Regions from separate parts of the Homo sapiens genome. Here all the other regions are linked to region 2. A link is a contact called in ENCODE Hi-C or POLR2A ChIA-PET data. All regions are on one chromosome and are shown on one strand. Each heading gives the region's core, a stretch centred on a gene start or an enhancer-like site at or near the end of the contact. The rest is flanking DNA. Distances are from core to core; before and after follow the strand shown.

What was found. Hi-C counts contacts between places; a loop is a spot of excess contacts on that map. ChIA-PET counts read pairs that join two places held with the same protein, here RNA polymerase II (POLR2A). Pooled maps may share reads with other maps.
Region 1: a pooled map shows a loop between it and region 2 (2.1-fold over the local background). The contact joins two enhancer-like sites. A Hi-C loop is called at or near these places in 1 of 50 pooled maps. POLR2A ChIA-PET finds 5 or more read pairs at or near these places in 3 of 52 experiments (OCI-LY7, PC-9 and activated CD8-positive, alpha-beta memory T cell).
Region 3: a map of naive thymus-derived CD4-positive, alpha-beta T cell shows a loop between it and region 2 (7-fold over the local background). The contact joins two enhancer-like sites. A Hi-C loop is called at or near these places in 1 of 168 maps with a recorded cell type or tissue (naive thymus-derived CD4-positive, alpha-beta T cell) and 4 of 50 pooled maps. POLR2A ChIA-PET finds 5 or more read pairs at or near these places in 1 of 52 experiments (activated T-cell).
Region 4: a loop to region 2 is called in a map of CD8-positive, alpha-beta T cell, with 7 times the contacts of the local background. The contact joins the promoter of TMEM109-DT here to the enhancer-like site in region 2. A Hi-C loop is called at or near these places in 1 of 168 maps with a recorded cell type or tissue (CD8-positive, alpha-beta T cell), 1 of 37 single-sample maps with no recorded cell type and 7 of 50 pooled maps.
Region 5: a loop to region 2 is called in a map of ovary, with 5 times the contacts of the local background. The contact joins the promoter of PLAAT3 here to the enhancer-like site in region 2. A Hi-C loop is called at or near these places in 1 of 168 maps with a recorded cell type or tissue (ovary). POLR2A ChIA-PET finds 5 or more read pairs at or near these places in 1 of 52 experiments (activated CD4-positive, alpha-beta T cell).

The regions. Positions count from the first base shown.
Region 1 is chr11:63,870,897-63,875,148 of GRCh38, reverse strand. The region is part of intron 1 of MARK2 (microtubule affinity regulating kinase 2); the gene reads right to left. Among named protein-coding and RNA genes, the nearest start is that of MARK2, 34 kb to the right of the region's middle. RefSeq lists an enhancer at 3,194-3,303. Within about 2 kb of position 2,993, at least 27 of the 41 ENCODE cell types and tissues checked have a DNase peak (open chromatin) inside an H3K27ac peak, as active enhancers do.
Region 2 is chr11:62,554,506-62,559,017 of GRCh38, reverse strand. No RefSeq gene overlaps it. Among named protein-coding and RNA genes, the nearest start is that of AHNAK, 10 kb to the right of the region's middle. RefSeq lists enhancers at 656-1,171, 1,986-2,145, 1,404-2,207, 2,176-2,315, 2,646-2,705 and 2 more. Within about 2 kb of position 2,062, at least 41 of the 41 ENCODE cell types and tissues checked have a DNase peak (open chromatin) inside an H3K27ac peak, as active enhancers do; they include CD8-positive, alpha-beta T cell and ovary, where a contact is called at or near this core.
Region 3 is chr11:61,020,848-61,024,808 of GRCh38, reverse strand. No RefSeq gene overlaps it. Among named protein-coding and RNA genes, the nearest start is that of LINC02954, 33 kb to the left of the region's middle. RefSeq lists an enhancer at 3,125-3,174. Within about 2 kb of position 2,393, at least 5 of the 41 ENCODE cell types and tissues checked have a DNase peak (open chromatin) inside an H3K27ac peak, as active enhancers do.
Region 4 is chr11:60,911,669-60,915,639 of GRCh38, reverse strand. It overlaps TMEM109-DT (TMEM109 divergent transcript), which reads left to right and starts at 1,577. Exons shown (of 2, transcript NR_186356.1): 1 at 1,577-1,680; 2 at 2,163-2,474. TMEM109 (transmembrane protein 109) reads right to left here and starts at 1,482. Exons shown (of 4, transcript NM_024092.3): 1 at 1,372-1,482. RefSeq lists enhancers at 684-853, 248-1,246, 2,245-3,243 and a silencer at 1,034-1,193.
Region 5 is chr11:63,612,424-63,616,422 of GRCh38, reverse strand. It overlaps PLAAT3 (phospholipase A and acyltransferase 3), which reads left to right and starts at 1,990. Exons shown (of 5, transcript NM_001128203.2): 1 at 1,990-2,038; 2 at 2,355-2,423. The coding sequence starts at 2,409. It overlaps LNCROPM (lncRNA regulator of PLAAT3 mediated phospholipid metabolism), which reads right to left and starts at 115. Exons shown (of 4, transcript NR_199012.1): 1 at 11-115. RefSeq lists silencers at 1,778-1,837, 1,858-1,937 and an enhancer at 3,934-3,999.

The DNA of each region.
Region 1 (4,252 bases), core at 1,744-4,243, 1.3 Mb before region 2:
ACTCTACCTCAAAAAAAAAAAAAAAAAAAAATTAGCTGGGCATGGTGGCATGCACCTGTGGTCCCAGCTACTCAGGAGGCTGAGGCAGGAGGATTGCTTGAGCTAAGGAAGTTGAGGCTGCAGTGAGCCTTGATTAGACCACTGCACTCCAGCCTGGGCGACAGAGTGAGACAGTCTCTTAAAAAAGGAGAAGGAATGAAATTATCCTCTTCTCACAGCTGAAAGCCCTACCCCATGGGAACAGACTTTTCCCACCCAGTCCTAAGGCCTCACACACACTCCCATTTACCTTTCTTCGTGGACCAGGATTCCTGCTGGTATCTCCACTCTACCCTGACAGCTCTACCATGTCAAGTGACCGTGGTATCTAACGCTGATGCTGGTTAAAGAGATAACCAAGGTCATGTGAGCTGGGCCGACAAGTTCTGCTGCACTTGTTTATAGACAAGGGGATTAGAACAACCTGTCAAGGGAGGGGAGGGGGCAAACCCTGCGCACAGGGCAAGCATTGGCAACACAGCATAGAGGCCTCCCGCCAAGAAATTTTTTGCTCAAATATAAAGCAGAAATCTCTCACCAAACACCAAACCAGTTAACTATGCCAAATACCACTTATGATCAAGTGACCTTGAGGCACTGCTCAATTTTTCCAATGTTCTTTGGGTTTTTTGGGGGTGGAGTGGAGGGGAAACTAGGAAGGTAGGCAACATAAGGTCCCTAAAAAGCCCCAAGTTCAATTAATACCCAAGCAAAGCATGTAGGGCTGAAAAAAGAGGAGATGTCTTAAGGGTATATTTGTATAAAGCAAGCATTCAATTCTCAGATGCCTAAACTCCCAATCAGAAATCAAAATGCCAAAACAGAACTTTCTGTGACCACTTATGTTGGAATCAGGAGGAAAGTAATTGTTTTTAGGTGCAGTTCCAGGGCAGAGGGGATAAGGCAGCAGGGAGTCTGGACACCAGGCCAAAGTCATCCTCTCTAACCAGAGGGTCAACCTGACAATAACAGTCGCTGGCCGCAAGACACAGGAAGGAAGAGGGAAAGGTGGTCAGCACCTGATCCCCTGGCCTCAGGCACTACAGGCCACAGAAGCTATAAGGCTATGGCACAAAAGCTGACCCCTGGCTCTGTGAAGTTACAGGCTTTCCAGTGCTCCTCTGCAAAACCATTTGTCACAGCCCCTAAATAACCAATCTTCAGGCTGGGCACAGTAGCTCATGCCTGTAATCCCAGTCCCTCGGGAGGCCGAGGCAGGCGGATCACCTGAGTTCGGGAGTTCAAGACCAGCCTGGCCAACATGGTGAAGCTCTGTCTCTTATTAAAAATACAAAAATTAGCTGGGCGTGGTGGCGCATGCCTGCAGTCTCAGCTACTCGGGAGGCTGAGGCAGAAGAATCGCTTTAATCTGGGGTGTGGAGGTTGCAGCGAGCCGAGATCGCGCCACTGCACTCCAGCATGAGCAACAGAGCAAGACTCCGTCTCAGAAAAAAATAAAATAAAATAAACAATCCTCCCCATTCAGCAGGGTCGGGCTGCTACTGGCTGGTCTCTGCCTCAGGCTCTCAAGTCTTAGCAGCGAGAGGATGTTTCCTTTTGGGTTTTCCCACAGCTGGCTGTGGAGGTTGGCAGAAGACTAAAGTGGTGCCCCTTTCCTAGCCAGCCAAAGGGGGAAGGTGAAACAACTGCTGGCAGCCTGTGCTCCCACTCCAACATCCCCTTTCTCTCAAAGGAGCAGCTACCACTCTCTTGACCTTTCAGCCACTGTCTTGTTGAGGCCAGGGAAGATGCACCCAACCTAAGAAAACTGAAGGTAGTAAGTTAGCAACAAGAGAATGGAGCTTAGGAACTAAAGAACCTGGCTTTCGGGAAAAAAGGGATATTGTACTCTAAGAGATTCAAAGAAGAAACTCCCCAAACCACCCAGCCAGCTCTTCTGAAGAGCAGGGGTATTTAGAAGTGCTTTCCATTTCCCAAGCTATTAGAGAACAGGGTGGCCTTGGACAGACCTGGCAGACATCTAGCTGGGTCACCATCACCCCTAAGGAGACTGGTCTCCAGTAACAGCAGAATGAGTGCACACACCTGCCACAGAGTGCCAGCCCGGGACAGTAACGTGCTCCAGAGTTCACATACTCATGCGCCCCGGAATCTCCTCCAGATCACTGCTGACATGCAGAGCAGGGAGGTGGACTGAGTCCCGCTCTGAGCTGGTCACTCCAGTTTGCCTGGCAGGGTGGGGGTGGGGGTGGGGGTGGGGGCAGGGAGAAGTGGGGGAGAGGAGGAGGAGGAGGAAGGGAGATTATGATTCTTTATTTTCAAGCCCTGCCCCTAAAACCAGGGAGGGAAGCGGCGGGGTTCCCGTTGCAGGAGCTCCAATCTCTGGGCACTACAGAGCCAACCAGCTGCATAAGAATTTTGGAGAACGTGCACATCAAACAAGCTGGGAAAAGGAGGGGAAACCAACCACGGTAGAAGCGGGTTGGTCCCCTGCCAAGAACTCTGAATGGTACTCCTATCAGAACTAGAACATAGCAGGAGGTGGGCAGGTTTATGGCCTCTGGGAAAAGGCAGGTTTATGGCCTCTGGGAAAGCAGTAAAGACTGGACAAGCATGGAAACAAAACTCACTCCCTGGCAGGAGACGACAGCCTATGGAGTCAGAAGTGAAATGCTGTCCCAGTAAACCTTTCCCAGTAGGATAATCACATTCTAACCTTAGGTCAATTTTCATGTGCTTTGCCGGCTGTGACCTGGACCCTGCAGTGTGGAACACGGTCACTTCTACAACCCTGTAAGTTAAGGTCTGCACTCCAAGCACTTGTGAGGGAAGAGGGACTCTCATTGGCTGTGTTGTGCAATCTAGTCTGTGGCCAAGGGCAAAGCAGAAGCCACAGATGACAGGCCCTCCCACAGGGAGAGGAAAGCTCCTCCCTTTCCAGAACACAGCCCAAGGCTGCCACAGAGAGGTGCTGTTTAGTGACAGAAATATTTGTCAGGAGTGGCCGGAGGAATGGCCACTACATACTTCCTCTTTCTCACCAACTGCTACCATCAGCCTCCACTGGCTGCCTCTCAAAAGCCTGCAGAACCTCCGGTGGCAGGAGTGTTCTCTGAGTCATTCCCTCAAGAGAAAAGGGAAAGTGGGCCTGACTCCTGGGCCTGAAGAAGCCTCACAGTGCCCTCAGCCAGCCCTTGCTGCAGAGCAAAAGCCAAGGATTGAAATCCTGGACAGCCTACTCTTCACCCACACCTGCACACAGTGAATACTCTTCACCCACACCTGCACACAGTGAATACTCTTCACCCACACCTGCACACAGTGAATACTCTTCACCCACACCTGCACACTGTGAATACTCTTCACCCACACCTGCACACAGTGAATACTCTTCACCCACACCTGCACACAGTGAATACTCTTCACCCACACCTGCACACTGTGAATACTCTTCACCCACACCTGCACACAGTGAATACTCTTCACCCACACCTGCACACAGTGAATACTCTTCACCCACACCTGCACACAGTGAATACTCTTCAGCCACACGTGCACACAGTGAATACTCTTCACCCACACCTGCACACAGTGAATACTCTTCACCCACACCTGCACACAGTGAATACTCTTCAGCCACACCTGCACACAGTGAATACTCTTCAGCCACACCTGCACACGGTGAATACTCTTCACCCACACCTGCACACGGTGAATACTCTTCAGCCACACCTGCACACGGTGAATACTCTTCAGCCACACCTGCACACGGTGAATACTCTTCAGCCACACCTGCACACGGTGAATACTCTTCACCCACACCTGCACACAGTGAATACTCTTTAGCCACACCTGCACACAGTGAAAGCACTCCCTCTTACTCCAGAAGATGGCACATGGCGGTGGGGGGAGCACCAACACTCATCTCAAAAGGCACCCAGGACTGGGAAAAGGAAGTGATGGCTTCGTATTTAAAGCATGCCTTAAAAAAACAACTTTCTGTATGCACGCACGTACACACACACACAAATATGCATATACACACACACAAACATAACTGATTTTATGTATGTGTGTGTAGGTATATACACATATACATGTAAAATTGATATCAAATTAGATCCACATGGTTTCTGGATTTTTGCCCACACTGTATTATGAGCTGGCTGTCTCCCCTTCCCTGCCTGCAGCTCCAGACTAACTCTCTTCCCTTCCTAGAGTCTCACTCTGGGTTCCAGCCACCTGTCTTCAA
Region 2 (4,512 bases), core at 813-3,312:
ATTTTCGTGGTGGGTTTTTTTTTTTTTTTTTGTAGAGGTAGGGTTTCGCCACATTGCCGAGGCTGTTCTCAAACTCCTGACCTCCAGCGGTCGTCCCGCCTTGGTCTCCCAAAGTGGTGGGATTGCAGGCATGCATCACCATGCCTGCCCTAGGGCTGTGGTTCAAATGCCTCAAACCTGCAGGACAAGGCACAGACTACTCAGAACAGACACTGGCCTGGCCCATTGGCCCATTCCTGGCTGTGTTATCAGTCTGGTGGTGGTATCCCTGATTTCTAACGGGAAGCATAGGGATTTACAGATTTCACTAACTTGACTGTGATCACACATTTTAAGTGGTAGAGGCAGAGTTTTGAACCCAGTGGGTGTCACTTTTTTTTTTTAATTTAAAATTTTTTTGGTAGAACTGGGTCAGGAAAATGTTTTAAATTTTATTTATTTGAGAGCTGGGGTTCTTGCTATGTTGCTAAGGCTGGAGTGCAGTGGCTGGCTGTACAAAGGCTCAATCGTGCTATAGTTTTTTTTTTTCTTTGAGACGGGAGTCTCGCTCTGTCGCCCAGGATGGAGTACAGTGGTGCGATCTTGGCTCCACTGCAAGCTCCGCCTCCCGGGTTAACGCCATTTTCCTGCCTCAGCCTCCTGAGTAGCTGGGACTACAGGCACCCGCCACCGCGCTAGGCTAATTTTTTGTATTTTTAGTAGAGACGGGGTTTCACCGTGGTCTCGATCTCCTGACCTCGTGATCCGCCCACCTCGGCCTCCCAAAGCGCTGGGATTACAGGCGTGAGCCACCAATCGTGCTACAGTTTTGAAGTCCTGGCCTCAAGTGATCCTCCCACCTCAGCCCCCTTAGTAGGTGGGATTATAGGTGCATGCCATCACGCCTCACTTGGGTGTGACTTTTTTTTTTTTTTTTGAGACAGTTTCACTCTTGTTGCCCAGGCTGGAGTGCAATGGTGTGATCTCGGCTCACCACAACCTCCACCTCCTGAGTTCTGGTTCAAGCAGTTCTCCTGCCTCAGCCTCCTGAGTAGCTGGGATTACAGGCACGTGCACCATGCCCAGCTAATTTTTGTATTTTCAGTAGAGACGGGGTTTTATCATGTTGGCCAGGCTGGTCTCGAACTCCTGACCTCATGATTTGCCCACCTTGGCCTCCCAAAGTGTTTGGATTACAGGCGTGAGCCACCACGCCCAGTGGGTGTCACTTTGAAGCCTGTGTCCACACCCTGCTGCCTCCTAGAAGGTAGAGTAGTTGTAATTGTCAGCTAATATCCTGCTCAGGCCAAAGGTTACTATTTTTTCCCCTTTGAGCTTAATTTTTATTAATATCCTTTTCAGATTTTCTTGCTCTTCTGTCTTTTCCGAAGATCATTTAAGATCTTCCTGTAAATTTAACAGCTCAGGTGAAACTGGAAACCTCTAGATTGAGTCACATTTTGAGGCATATGCAGAAACGGTTGACTGCCTTTGGTCCCCAGCTTATGATTTTCTGTGTGGTTTTTTCATTCTGTTTCTTAGTCCAGGCACAGAAGAGGGCTCTTGGCTTGGATGGGGAAACCAGGTACATACAATGGGCTGGTAGTTGGGAGGGGATAGGGCTGTCATCTGCAGCTGAGCACTTTGACCTGCAGTTGGAGTGGGCAGAAAAGAGTTGTGGTTTAGAATCCATATGGGTGGAGATGGGCTGATGCTTGCTCAGACTGCTCCCTGGCTGCTCATCTTGAGCTGGGTCCAAACTTGATAACCTTTCTTCTGAGCCTCCTGAGCTCTTGTTAGCTAGGATCTGAAAATGCTAGGTGCAGCTGGTGCATTGACATGTTCCTGTAGTCTTGGCTACTTGGGTGGGGGGATGGCTGAGGCCAGGAGTTGGAGGCCTTAGTAGTGCTTGCCATGATTGCAACTGAAAGTGCTAGATGCAGGCTTGGGGCGTGCCTTTTAGCTTGTTGCTGGGGCCTCACTGAAGCTGTCAGACTCTTCCCAAATTCTGTTTCAAATCACACCTCCTTCTGTGGTTGTGGGACCTTCACCACCTTCCTGGTGTTTGCTTACCGTAACCTCCTGTGGCTGAAGCCTCAGGCAGGAGGGACCAAGTTGGAAGAGTAGTTTAGGTTTTAGAGGGCTGCTTGAAAGGCTCAGGAGGGAAGCCCAACTGTGAAGTGGGTCGGGGGTTCTGGGTGGGCCATGGGCAGCAGCGGGCCTGGCAGCCCACATGGACTAGGTGGTCTGCGCTGGGGCAGAGACCCCTACCTCAGCCTTCCTCTGCCTGCAGGAAGAGTGAGTCATCTGCACATCCTGCCTCCAGCCCTCGCCACGCGGTGCAGAGTAAGGGTGGCCAGGTTGTTGTTTGAAGCAGTGCTTGCACTTGGGCTAGGGCCAGTACCCACAAGCAGGAGGAGGAGCCTCAAGACGAGAGGGTTGTGGCCCCAGGAAGGCTGGGCCGTTGGCCTCTAGATGGGGGTGGGATGCAAGGGCTTCTCTGCTGTGGTGGGTAGGGGAGAGGTTAACAGTGGAAGTTTCTAACGGCAGATGTGAGGCAGGAAAGGGGAAGCACATCTGGAGTTCTTTCTGTCCCCCGCCCTGCCCCAGGGAGGCCTGAGTCACTGCAGCAAGGGCTCTTGCCCTTCCCATCCCCGCTGGGCTCTCCATGGCTTGCTGGATCCTTCCTTTTCCTTGCTTTTGCTGTGGGCAGCCAATCAGAGCCTGCGCCTGTGGATGTCTGTGGTTGCTGGGCAGTTTTCTCTTGGTGCTAGGGAGTCTCATGCCACCCAAACACCACATAGAGCTGGCGACCCGACTCCATGGTCCAGCACATGGCACAGAGACTGGGGTGAGGAGCAGAAAGGGAAGGGGGTGTTTGAATGGATCAGGGGCTGAGGGCAGGGCATGATCTTAGAAAACTAGGGTAGAATGAGGGAAGGGGGAGGCTCTTTTATCCACTTACTGGGCAAAATCTCAGAACCTCCACAGAGGGAGGGTGAGAGAAACTGGAGAAGGGGTCGGGGCTCAGGGCTGCAGTTGACTCAGATAAAATCTTTACAGAGCCTGGAGTGTGAATGGGAGGGGCTGAGAGAGACTTGGTTAGTTTGTAGATAAACCAGTAGATACTGGTTATAAGCAGCTATTTATCTTAGCTTTTTTGGCACTTCTGCTTAAGTCACTTATTAAAAAGTTAAAAACCTTTAAAGTTCTTCCAAGAAAGACTTATATTGTTTCCTTTTTTTCGTGCCCTGCTTTGAGCTGGAGCTGGACAGCTGCTGCTCTCACTGGGTCGGACCCATCCCACCAGCTGCCCACATGCCCCAAATGTGCCACTTCCCCTTTTGAAAGGTGGGGGAAGCCTAGAATGTTGAAGGGAGGGGAATGAAGTGCTTTGGAGGCTCCACCCAGTCATTTCTGAAATTAATACTGTGGTTTTCATGGCAACGGGCACTCTTTGTTGTCAACTCAGAACTTTCCCTCCACACATCAAATGGATTTTTCTGGGTGCTGTAGCTTCCCCAGCTCCTCCAACCAGTGTACCTATAGGGCACTGCAGGGCACTGACTTTCCCCACTTGCTGTGTTCCTGTGTTTTTGTTTTTTTTTTTCGAGACAGAGTCTCTCTTTGTTGGCCAGGCTGGAGGGGCAGTGGCATGATCTCGGCTCACTGCAGCCTCTGTCTCCCGGGCTCAGGCAATTCTCCCACCTCAGCCTCCCAAGTAGCTGGGATTACAGGTGTGTGCCACCATGCCTGTTAATTTTTTTTTGTATTTTTAGCAGAGATGGGGTTTCACCATGTTAGCCAGGCTGGACTCGAACTCCTGACCTCAGGTAATCCACCCGCCTTGGCCTCCCAAAGTGCTGGGATTACAGGCGTGAGCCACCGTGCCTGGCCTGCTCCTGTATGTTTGAATGTGATTCTGGGGTTCCCACCCCGTTCTCTTCCTCTAGTGCTGTGGAGCTCACATTGGTGCTCCTGAAAGGTTACAGAAACTGCCACCTGTTCCTGTCTGTTTGCTCCAGTCAGGCTGGCATGGCTCCCAGAGCAGGCTGTTGTTTTACTCCAGGGGAATTACTGGGGTGTCCCAGTGCCTCAGCACCCAAGGGATGGGTGGAGTAGGGTATGGTGGGGGGTGCTGGAGGGCAGCACTGCCATCAGTTGCATCTCCCATTAGAGGGAGAATACCTTGGGCTGGTGGTACTGGCTCAGTGGTGATGTCCTGGCGACCCCGTCTCAATGTTCCTGGGCTCTCTTCACTCCCCTAGGCCCCTCCCTTCTCCACCCCTCTTTGTTTTCTTGATTTCCTCAGGATTTTGAGGCAAGCCTATTGAATGGGCGATGTGCAGATCATTGGGGCAGATGGTCAGTTAGGGTTTGGGGCTATTTCTGATAGGATCTCCCATGGAATGTGCCTCCACTCCCAGCTGCCCCCTCCCCTCTGCAGCAGGAACAGCTGTCATGTGAAGGCCTCTCTGCTGGCTCAGCCCTTTTGCAATCATCTGGCGGGCTCTGCTGGGATGGGGTGGATGG
Region 3 (3,961 bases), core at 1,144-3,643, 1.5 Mb after region 2:
CAATTGTGTTTACCTTGGGTGGGCCGGGTGGGGAGGAAGGGGCAGGGTGGAGGGGGCAAGATTTTAATGGTATGAATTCATGTTGTTGGAGTTTTAATACGGTTAAGGTATTTCCCATTTTAAAAAAAGAAAGGGCTGGGCCCAGTGGCTCATGCCTATAATCCCAGCACTTTCGGAGGCTGAGGCAGGACGATCACTTGAGGTCAGGAGTTCAAGACTAGCCTGGCCAACATGACGAAACCCCATCTCCACTAAAAATACAAAAATTAGCTGGGCGTGGTGATGTGTGCCTGTAATCCCAGCTACTCGGGAGGCAGAGGCAGGAGAATTGCTTGAACCTGGGAGGCGGAGGTTGCAGTGAGATGAGACTCTGCCACTGCACTCCAGCCTGGGTGACAGAGAAAGACTCCATCCCAAAAAAAAAAAGAAAAGAAAAAAAAAAAGAAAAGAGAGAGAAAGAGAAGGAAGGGAGGAAGGAAGGAAAGAAGAAGGAAGGAAGGGATGGAGGGAGGGAGGGTAGGGAAGGAGGGAGGGAGGGAGGGAGGGAAGGAGGGAGAAAGGGAGGGAGGAGGGCAGACAGGGAGGGAGGGAGTGAGGGAAAGGAAAGAACACTCCCTTAGGAAGACGCCTGCATGTGAGTCTGCCCTGCTCTGGCTCCAAACCAGGTGTTTTCCCTGCAGCATTAGAGCAGCTCGTTGAAATGGTGGGCTTTGTTTCAGGCCCACCGTGTATGAAAAATGAATCCCCAACAGCTAAAATCTCACCCAGCATGGCAAGGTACCCACAGGATGAACGGCTTCCAGGATCTGAGGGAACGGAGGCTCCACAGCTCCTGTCTGTCTCCTCCTGGGTGTTTGTTCAACCAAGGGAAATATTGGGCTGGGTTGCCCCTTGTCTTTCTGTTTGCTGCTGAGCACACACTTAAGTTCATGTGGGTTAAACATGCTTATCATGAGCCCTCGCTGTGCGGCGTGGTGTTTTCACACTGGGGCTTTGCAGTGAGGTGGAAAAGTTGTGCTACCTGCCAAGCTGTGTGGCTTCTGGCTAGTCATCTAATCTCTCGGGGTTTCAGTTGCCCTATTTACGAATTAGGGAGAATAATACCTTCTCAGAGTGCCCTTATGAGGATTGTATGAAACAACACATACCTGGCACATAGTAAATGCTACCCACCGTCATCATCACCATGTTGATGAACGGCAGTTACTGGTCTCTCTCTGCCCCAGGTCCTGTAAACTCCCCAGCGGCAAGGGCCAGGCTCCATTCCTTTCTGTGCCTCCCAGAGCTCAGCACAGAGCTGGCTCTATAAGGGTGCCTGGTAGTGATGATTCTACATTCCCGAACCCCGTATCCCAGAATGCAGCCGGTGCCTGTGCTGTTGGTGGGCAGATAGGCCGGTGTCTCCAGATTCTAGGCTGGGGCTCTGGTAATAATGCCCAGCCGTGTGGCTGTGGTGGCACAGGGACACTGGAAGAGCCATGATTAACACTCAGACTCTGAAGCTAGGCTGTATTTAAGTCCCAGCACTGTCATTATTTAGCTGTGTGACCTTGGCTTTTTACTTAACCTCTCTGGGCCTCAATTTTCTCACCCATGAAATGGGGTTGGTGTGAGACTTGACCATCCCCAGCCTCATCTCCTCTCAAACTGGACCTCCCTTGACCTCGCGAGCCGTGCAGTTTCTTGCTGTGTCTTCGCTCGTGTCATTCCCTTGGCCTGGAATGCTTTTCCCTCTCCACGTCGGTGGTTCACTCCTATTCATCCTCTACAACCCAGATCAGGCATCAGCTTCCCAGGAATTCCCTGTGCATCACTCTCTGCCTGAGCTTGCAGAGCTGTCAGTCAAATTGCTGGGTGCTTCCGTTCTGGGACACAGCCTTTCCCCCCACGCCAATGTTTCTGGAACCACTGGGTTCCGCTGCCAAGTCCATTGAGCCTCTTTGTGTTTCCTGTCCCAGATCCTTGAGGCGTATTATAATGAGGTCTCCCAGGAGTGGAGGGGAAGCCACCTGCTTATGTTTGTGACTTCCCTGCCAGGCTGGTGCTCCTTCAGGTCAGAGCCTGGCTGTCATTCATCTCAGCTTTCCCAGTCTCAGCACAGGCCTGGCCCATGTCGGCTCAATAAGGTGCAGGTCCCAGGTCTGAGTCCCTGGGAGACATAGAGACAGGGGCCAGCTGGGATCAGCCCTCCTACTGTGTGTGGTGCTGTTTCTTCAGACTGCCCAGGGCTAGGGCAGAGCTTCCCAATTTCTCAGAGACTGTGGGGGGCCCTGGGTGGGAGAGCTGGGGTGAGAGAGGCAGCTCCGGGGAGGTTGGGGAAATGGGGGTGACTCAGAAGGCATTGCCATCTCCCTGTGTGAGCTGGGGCGGGCACGAGGTGGGGAAGGATTGAATTGTGACTCTGTTACTAACTCTCAGTGACCTTGGACAGGTCCTTTCCCACCCTAGGTCTCAGTGTCCTCACCTGTAAAATGAGAGTGGGACAAGACATTCTCCATGTTCCCCCAACCCTTGCCCCGCCCTGCCCCCAGCACTAACGCACTGAAGACCCCAGGCACTGCTGAGTGCCTCCTGGCTTCCCCTTTCTCCTTTTAAGGAGCGCTCTCACCTGCAGTGATTAATCTACCAATGACGGGGTCATTTACTACCAACCCTCTAACCCTCACCACCACCTGTGAGTTACCCACTACTGCCCACACATTCTACAGACCAACTTACAGCAAACAAAGTCTCAGAGATGTTGAGTGATTTGCCTGAGGCCACACTGCCAGGAGGGGTGGAGTGGGGAGTTGAACACAGGCTTTCACAAGCCCCCTGCCGCTGAGTCTGCCCCACCTACCCCAGAAGTGGCTCCTCCCCTAGGAATCCCCCGCCACCCTGGGGAGGGTTCAGAGGGCCCGAGGAGGGGGCCCAACACTGCCAACCACATCCTGTGACGGTTGCCCTGGGGAGCGCGGCTTTCTCTCCACCTCTGGGACAGGTGAATGGAAAGCAGGCCCCGCCCACCACACAGCCCCACCTCCTTCATGATCCGCCCCTCCCGAGACGGCTCGGAGAAAACCTGAGCCCCAACCCTCACCCCGCAGGCAGAGCTGGGCACTGGCCATGGCAGCAGGGATAAAGTCATAGCCCTGAATGGGCAGAGGACTGGAGGCAATGCCGATTTCTCAGTGCGGATCCGCTCCAGTCCCCTCCAGCGCCACCAGCCTCATCCCCACTTCCTTCTGGGGTGGTGCAATCCTTTTCCAGGCAACTCTAAGCATAAAACTCCCTGGAATTATACTACCTTTGAAGATTTGGGGGCTCAGGCGGGAACTCATTCAGTGCAGTAACCCCTGCCGCTGAGCCCAGGGCTGCTGTGGAGCAGCCCAGGGAGGCAGTGAGGTTGAGTTCTCATAGACCCTGCCTCTCAGTCTGTCAGGTTCTGTTTTCCTATCCCCAGTGTTAAAAAAATGTTTTTGAGATAGAGTCTCACTCTCACCCAGGCTGGAGTGCAGTGATGTGATCATTCATGGCTCACTGCAGCCTCAAATTCCTGGGCTCAAGCGACCTCCCTGCTTCAGCCTCCCAAGTAGCTGGGACTACAGGTGTGCACCACCATACCTGGATGATTTTCAATTTTTTTTTTCGGTAGAGACAGGGTCTCACTATGTTGTCCAGGCTGGTCTTGAACTTCTGGGCTAAAGTGATCCTCCTGCCTTGGCCTCCCAAAATGCTGAGATTACAGGCGTGAGCCACGGTGCCCGGCCTCCCCAGTGTTTTTTATGGTGCTGAGCCACCGTGGGTTTTCCAGTTCCCTAGCATTTCCTCCTAAACAGATAGAGTTGCCCCCACCATTGCCACAACCTGACTTCTCCCTGACACGCACACACACACATGCACACACACACACACACACTCTGAACATGGAGCAGTTGCTGTTGGTGCTTTTCCTGGACCATTCCCATGGAAGATGGTTCCT
Region 4 (3,971 bases), core at 328-2,827, 1.6 Mb after region 2:
GACTGTCCCGCCGCTGCTCATAGCTGCCCCTAAGGAGCGGCGGTTCTCAACTTTGGCTGCCCATCGGAACTGCCTGTGCAGCCTGTTAAACAAGGACGTCTGCCCCACCCAGGGCTACTCACTCAGACTCTTCCAGAGAGGGACTCAGCCCTTTGTTTTGCAAAGCTCCTCAGGAATTTCGGATGCATAGCCAGCAGCTCAGGGAAAAGTCTAAGCAAAGCTTCAAAAGTGCAGCAGTGTACAAAGGACCCCTGACTTCCGTCCCAGGCTCAAGTGTGCCACGGACTAGAAGCTACTACCTTACGCCTGTTACTTAACCTGCCTGAGTTGCAGTCTCCTCAAACGTAAAAGGGAGTGAACCCAGGTGAAGAGTTGCTGTAAGGAGTTAAGATATTTCTGCAGCAAGCGCTTTGTAAACTAAACATCTATAGAAATGTTGCAGCACACACATTACCACTGACTATATATCGTAGCATAATTTAGCAGTTTATCAACCTGCCTTCCCCAGTAGACCGAGCGACTCCCGGTTAGACTTGACATGTTGGAATCCCCAGCGCCTAGTAGGAAAGATGACTAATAAATGTTTATTAAATGAATATTAGCAACCTGCCAAGAAACCGTGAGGGTCGAACGAGAAAGCCATGGAGAGGTGAGGAGGGAGGTTATTTTAATAGTAGATCCAAATATACAGCAGCCACACGAGAAGCACAGCTGAGTCTAAAGGAAGGTCCTAAACAAGGCGAAGCCGCCACTGCAGAGAATGAAGTCAGCGCCCTGGCAGGTTGGGGGCAGCTCCCACTAAACCCCTGACAGCTGCTGCCCAGCAACTGTTTGGGGGCAGGGCGACGGCAAAGGGGCAGCTTCCCTGCCGCTCCGCGCCCTAACCGGGGCGCAGCCTCCCGGAGACAGGGTGTCAGTGGCATGTGCTATTTCGAACGGCGCGTCCCCTGCCAAGCGCTGAGGGGTAGCGTCGCTGGCAAGGAACGTGGCGCGACCCATGAGTTTGGGGCCCCCCGAAGGGCTCGAGCCGAGGCTGCAGGAGGCTGGGCCGTGGGTCGGGGTTCGGGGGCTCGGGCTTGGCGCTGGCCTGGTCCCCACGCCCGGGAGCCGCTCCACCTCTGCCGGACCTCGGAACCTCGCCGCAACCCTCTTCTCCCCGGAAACGTGCGCCTCCCGGGTTGCCTGGAAACGACGCCCCCGGTTGCATAGCAACGGGGATCCGGGTCCCCGGTTTGTTTCGCACGCTGGGCGCGCGGACCCCTCCCCACTCGGACTCTCCAGGCCTCGCGGCTCCGCCTGGTGCCGCCTGCAGCGGCTGCTGTCTCCCCTTCCCGTGCGCTGCCCCACATTCCGACCTCGGCCCGCTCTCACCTTTCTCAGGCCACTGCTATCCTTCACGTGCGACTTCGCTGAAACGCGCCACCAAACCCGCGCCTCAACTCGGGGCGCTGGTTTACCTTCTCCGCATGCGCAAGGCGGGATGAGCTCGGAGACTAGCCGGCCTTCCTCACAATCGAAGCCTGTGCCGGGAGCGCATGCGCCCCGCTTTATCTATTGCGTTTCTTTTTCCCCCCACAAGCATTCCCACCGAGAGAAGAATGGGATCGGAAGTTCCAGCAGGGAACGGAAGTCTCTGGCTGGAAAGGGGAAATAAGTGACTATATCTGGGCTGTAGAGTGGGTAAACTGGATCTTTGAAATCGGAGTGGAAGCTAATCCTCCTCTTGCCACCACTCGGCATTTTGGGTCATGTAGTTCTAGAGCTACAAATGTTCCCTGGGGCATTGTGGGCAATGTAGTTCTAACCGAGCCGCTAACGAGCACCTAGTCTTCCCATACACTTTTCGCGCTAAAAAGGCACAAAAGAGAAAGATATTAAAGGAGCAATTAAAAGCACACTGCTCTAGGAAAACGAATGCGCTCCCCCAGAGAGAAAATTCATACCTGAATACTGTAGACGGCTCCCAAATGTTAGCTCAGAATTTCAGAGAAAGAGAGGAACCAACTCTCACTCTCCTTTTTCTGCCACAAAGGCAGTGCATAGGGACAGGAGGCAGATAAATGCTAGGTAGAAAAGAGCGGGTCCCTGGTGAAACCCCACCCTCAAGCCAAAAAGCCTGAAACCATGGCCCAAAGTGAGAACTTCTATCCATGTTTTTCCAGTTGAATGTTGCCTTTTCCTAAGCCACCCATGGCTCTGCCCTGCCTCATCCTGTGCCTAGAAAGACCCCAGACTCATCTGGCAGAGAGGAGAAGCAGCTGGATGAGGGGACGACCATGGCTGGATGTCAGAGAGAAGCAGCTTGTCTTCAGAGGGACAGCTTAAGGCGTAACTTCTGAGACGAATCTGGCTGGAGATAGCTGGACTTCAAGGGAAGACTACATACCGGCCTGTCCCACCCCCCTCTTTTCAGCTCACCTTCCCTCTGAAATCCACTTTGATCAGCAATAAAATCCCAGGCATTTGTCCTTTAATTTGTTCGTGCAGCTTTATTTTTCTTGGACGCTGGACAAGAGCTCGGGAGCCACGAGTGCGGATACAAAAGCTGTCACGCTGGCCCTCTGCCCTTGCTGGTGGAGGGCAACCGCGGGCCCACGGAGCTGTTAACACTTAAGCTGTCCACGGACGACAGAGCCAAAAGAACACTGTAACATGCCCTCTGGGGCTTCAGGAGCCTCAGGCACTCTGCCTGGACACTGCCCCGGGGCCTGCACGGAGTTCGCTCCTGCCGGTGTCCAAAAGCGCACGCTCTGGCTCCTGCACCCACTCACCTGCACGCTCCCTCCTATGAGGGGTGGAACGCGGTGAATCTTGAGTGAGTGGAGTGTGATCCCACTGGTGCTGAAAAACGGCTGGCTTGTTCCAGCGCTTGTGCACTCCAGTTCCCGCCTTGTTCACTTGCGTACTCCCTCCCATGAGGAGTTGAGAGCAGCGGGCTGAGTAAACGGGGCACCCCTGTTGTGAGTCCTGTGAAAGGTCAGGGCAATATCCTGCTTCAGCAGCACCGTGAAGGAGAATGAACAGGGCTTCAGAATGAGGTGATCTCTTGCCTGTCGTGTGATCCTGAGCACACAGCTTCATTTCTCTGAGCCTTCATTGCTTGACGTTCAAGAACTATAAAGGACCTAAAAATACCACTTCACAGTAGGTGTGAAGTTTCAAGGAAGCAACAAGCATGAACATTAAAAAAAAAAAAAAAAATCCAGGTTGCTGACTGAATGTTTTTATCACCATCAAGAGCTGTCATAGGAGAGCTTCCTTTTGATGTTAAAACTTGTTTCTCAAACTCAACCCTCTAAAACGTAACTCTTCCCTCCCACCCCCAACCATTCAGCCTTCCAGTTCTGCCTTCCTCCTAGAGTACACACTCTGTAGGCTCCCAATCTGTCACCTCACCCAGTTGTTTCTTTCCATCAGATGTTCCTCAGACACATCCATCTTCATCTGAGCTCTTGTCACTTCCTGCCCCTCAGCTAAGAGTCCTTCTTCCAGGACAGGCTCTGGTAGCATCCTAAACCTCACCTTCCAGCTTTTCTAACAGTTTCAATTTTACATTTGCTTGTGCGATCCTTTCTGATGTCTAAGATTAACAATCTCAGGTCACAGACTTTCCTGGGAAAGAAATTTAACCTTTTTTTTTTTCTATGACAAATTAATTTCTTTTCAACTCTCTTTTCCATGTGGGTAGTAGAAACAGTCTCAGACAGTTCAGGGTTCTTCCCATCCTTGATTTTCAGGTCGTAGACACCTTTTGGAAAATGAATATAGGGCCAAAGTTGGGGGAGAAAATGTATCTAATCCTGGCCGGGGGCAATGGCTCACACCTGTAATCCCAGCACTTTGGGAGACTGAGGCAGAGGGATCACTTGAGGTGAAAGAGTTCAAGTCCAGCCTAGCCAAAATGATGAAACCCTGTCTCTCTAAAAATACCAAACAAAACTAGCCAGGTGTGGTGGTGTGTGCTGTAATCC
Region 5 (3,999 bases), core at 741-3,240, 1.1 Mb before region 2:
GGAGGCTTACCAGATAACAGTTATTTTCCTGGAGAACATTACGTTCAGTGAAATAAGCCAGGCACAGAAAGACACATACTTTGTGATCTCACTTATATATGGAATCTAAAAAAATGGAACCCACGAGTAGGGAGTAGAATGGCAGTTACGGCGGTTGGGGGGAACAGGGGGGTGTCAGGGAGATGTTGGTCAAAGGGTACAAAATTTCTGTTAGGAGGAATAGAGGAATAAGTTCACCAGATCTATTGCACAACATGGTGATTATAGTAAATAACAATGTACTATGTTCTTGAAAATTACGGAGAGGTTTTGTGTTCTCACCACAAAAGAAGTATGTGAGGTAATGCATATGTTAATTAGCTCGATTTAGTTATTCCACAATGTATACATATTTCAAAACAACATGTTGTACATGACAAATACGTGGCAATTTTTGTCAATTAAAAAGTAAAAAATGGGCCGAGTGGTGGCTCACGCCTGTAATCCCAGCCCTTTCGGAGGCTGAGGCAGGTGGGTCATTTGGGGCCAGGAGTTCGTGACCAGCATGGTCAACATGCTGAAACCCTGTCTCTACTAAAAATACAAAAATTAGCTGGGCGCGGTGGTGCACGTCTGTAATCCCAACTACTCCGGAGGCTGAGGCAGGAGAATCGCTTGCCCGGAAGGCAGAGGTTGCAGTGAGCTGAGATAGAGCCACTGCACTCCAGCCTGGGTGACAGAGTGAGACTGTCTCAAAAAAAAAAAAACAAAAAACCCCAAAAAGTAAAAAATGAAAAAAGTTATTTCAACAAGGTCTGTACAGAATTCTTTCCGTCTCAACATCTCCTCTTTGAGGATAAGGATGTTGCTTTTTCTTCTAGTATAAGGAAGGTGTCCTTCAACATGGAAATTTCATCTGCTTTTAAGACACAGAAAAGGGGTCTTCTTGCACCTGCTGAGTTTTAAATGCCTTTAATTCAAAACAGCCAATATGCCATGGTGGTGTGTATATACACACACACACACACACACACACATATACACACATATATACACATATATATACACACATATATATGCACACATATATATACACACATATATACACACATATATACACACATATATACACACATATATACACACATATATATACACATATATACACATATATACACACATATATATACACACACATATATACACATATATACACATATATACACATATATATACACACATATATACACACATATATATACACACATATACACACATATATACACATATATACACACATATACACATATACATATATACACACATATATACACACATATATACACATATATACACATATATACACACATATATACACACATATATATACACATATATATACATATATATACACACATATATATATTTTGAGACTGAGTTTCGCTTTGTTGCACAGGCTAGAGTGCAGTGGCGCGATCTTGGCTCACTGCAACCCCCACCTCCCGGGCTCAAGTGATTCTCCTGCCTCAGCCTCCCGAGTAGCTGGGACTACAGGCGCATGCCTCCACGCCCGGCTAATTTTTTGCATTTTTAGTAGAGACGGGGTTTCATCGTGTTAGCCAGCATGGTCTCGATCTCTTGACCTCGTGATCTGCCCGCCTCGGCCTCCCAAAGTGCTGAGATTACAGGCGTGAGCCACCGCGCCCGGCCCTTGGTGGTATATTTTTAACTCCTTCAGTTTTTAAACTATAAGCCCATTCTTGAGTGAAGGCGAAAGTAAACCCATCATGGCCCTGCAGTGTGATGTGTGTGCAGAGGTCGAGTGTGTGCGACTCCTGGATGCTGGGCGCGCAGGGCATGGGTGAGGCGGGAAGAGGCGGTGCCGGGGGCGCGGGCGTCCTGCAGTCGCCGGGCTCGGGACCGGGGCCGGGCGCTCTGCGAGGCTCTCATTAGCCGGCGGCGCGGGGAGGGGCCGGGTGACCTCACGCCGGCCCGGCCACCGCGGCCATTAGACCCGGTCCAATTGCTGGGGCTGCAGCGCTGCCTCCGAGACCGCGAGGTGGGTGGATCGGGTCTTCCTGGAAGGGTGCGATAAGGCCGGGCGAGGTGCCTGGGATGCTTCTCCCCTTCCGCGAGGAAGAGATCTAATTGGGTAGGGCGGGTGTAGACTAGCCTGCCGAGCCGCCCGCTGGCACCTGCAGCCTCCTGGGCGCCCGCCGGGCCCCGGCGAGAAAGTTGTTAAAGGGAGCGAGGTGGTTGTTCCTGGGGTCCGAGGCGCGCCTCTCACGCCCTGCCCAACAGAAGCCGCAGTCCCGTGGGGTCTGGAGACGCAGTTTCCTGTTAATGACAATAAATCCCTGCTCCCCCTGCCTCAGACATCTACGCAGCGAAATCGAGCCTGGCCTTGAGGGTCCACACCGCGAGGGAAGATGCGTGCGCCCATTGTAAGTGCGGGGCGAGGCGGGGCTGGGCGGGGCTGGGAGCCCCCTGTTAGTGGGGACTCGTTGTCTCGGAGCCTGAATTACTGCTTCCGAGAGAGGAGCCTCGAGGATGTGGGGCCCGCACCTCTGTCAGCTGCGAGGCATCGGTGTCAGCTGCGGGTCGGCGCGCACCTGTTGGGAGTTGTCTCGGCGCGTCCTTCCGGGGGCCGGTGTGGGGGCGCCCTGCCTGAAACGCGCCCAGCGGAAGGCGGGACCCTCAGGAGGGAGGTGGCCAGGGCAGGTCTGTCCGCAGAAATCTGGCGCTGCCCTCCGGAGCCACACCCGGACAGCGGGACAGGCCTTGGGGGCTATGTCAGCTGACTCATCCCATGACCAGCCCTGCCAGCGGAGTCCCAGCGTTAACTGTGCTTGGCGACTGCCCCCCTTCCGCCTGGCCGGACCGCAGCAGAGGGATTCAGAGGATGGGATTTGGAGGTGGACCCTCCTAGTGTTGAGCATCTGGTTGTGAGACTCTCATCAAGTTCAAATCCACTGTTTCCCAGAGTGAAGGTTTTGTTTTATTTATTTATTTTTATTTTTATTTTTATTTTTTGAGACGGAGTCTCGCTCTGTCACCCAGGCTGGAGTGCAGTGGCATGATCTCGGCTCACTGCGACCTCCGCCTCTCGGGTTCAAGCGATTCTCCTGCCTCAGCCTACCGAGTAGCTGGGAGTACAGGCGCCCGCCACTACGCCTGGCTAATTTTTTGTATTTTTAGTGGAGACGGGGTTTCACCGTGTTAGCCAGGATGGTCTCGACTTCCTGACCTCGTGCTCCGCCCGCCTCGGTCTCGCAAAGTGCTGGGATTACAGGCGTGAGCCACCGAGCCCTGCCGCAGAGTGAAGATTATATCACTTAATACTCAGAAAGTGCCCAGAACAATGCCTAGCACACATTTTGAGTGCTCAACCATAATTCACTGTTGTTATTATCTCAGTCCATATAAAGAGTTTTGCCTGGTGTCAGGGTGTATCTGGCATGTTTGTTTGACACCTGGAGTGGTCACTTTTTAATATCATTCTCTATCTGATAACATTATTTTTAGCAATAATCATGCAATGAATAGTAATAATGTCCAGAAAGAAACACAGTGAGCATTTTCTTTTATTGAACCTCGTATATGTAATCATGACAGTAAAAACCTTATATATGTAATCATGAGAGTAAAAAAATTAAAAATGAAAAAGTAAATGTGAGTGCAAAAGCAGGAAAAAAAATGGATTAGTAGGTTTTAATCACATTAATGTATTTTTGAAAAAAGGAAAAACTTAGATGTAGGATGGTATCAGAGATGAATAATAGTAACACTACAACTTCTGTTTTTGAAACTTCTGAAAAGTTGTCCATGACATTGTCAAAATCAATCTTTGCATATTCATGGTCAGTATTCAGGGGAGCTATATCTACTAGTCCATCTTTGCTCCCAGTTGATTGAAGAACACTTTTTATTAATTTTAATTTCAAAAGCTGCTTTCATATAAAACTAGAGAGACAAAGGAAAAGCCTTAACCATCAGGATTAGTTTGGCAGAGATTTATAA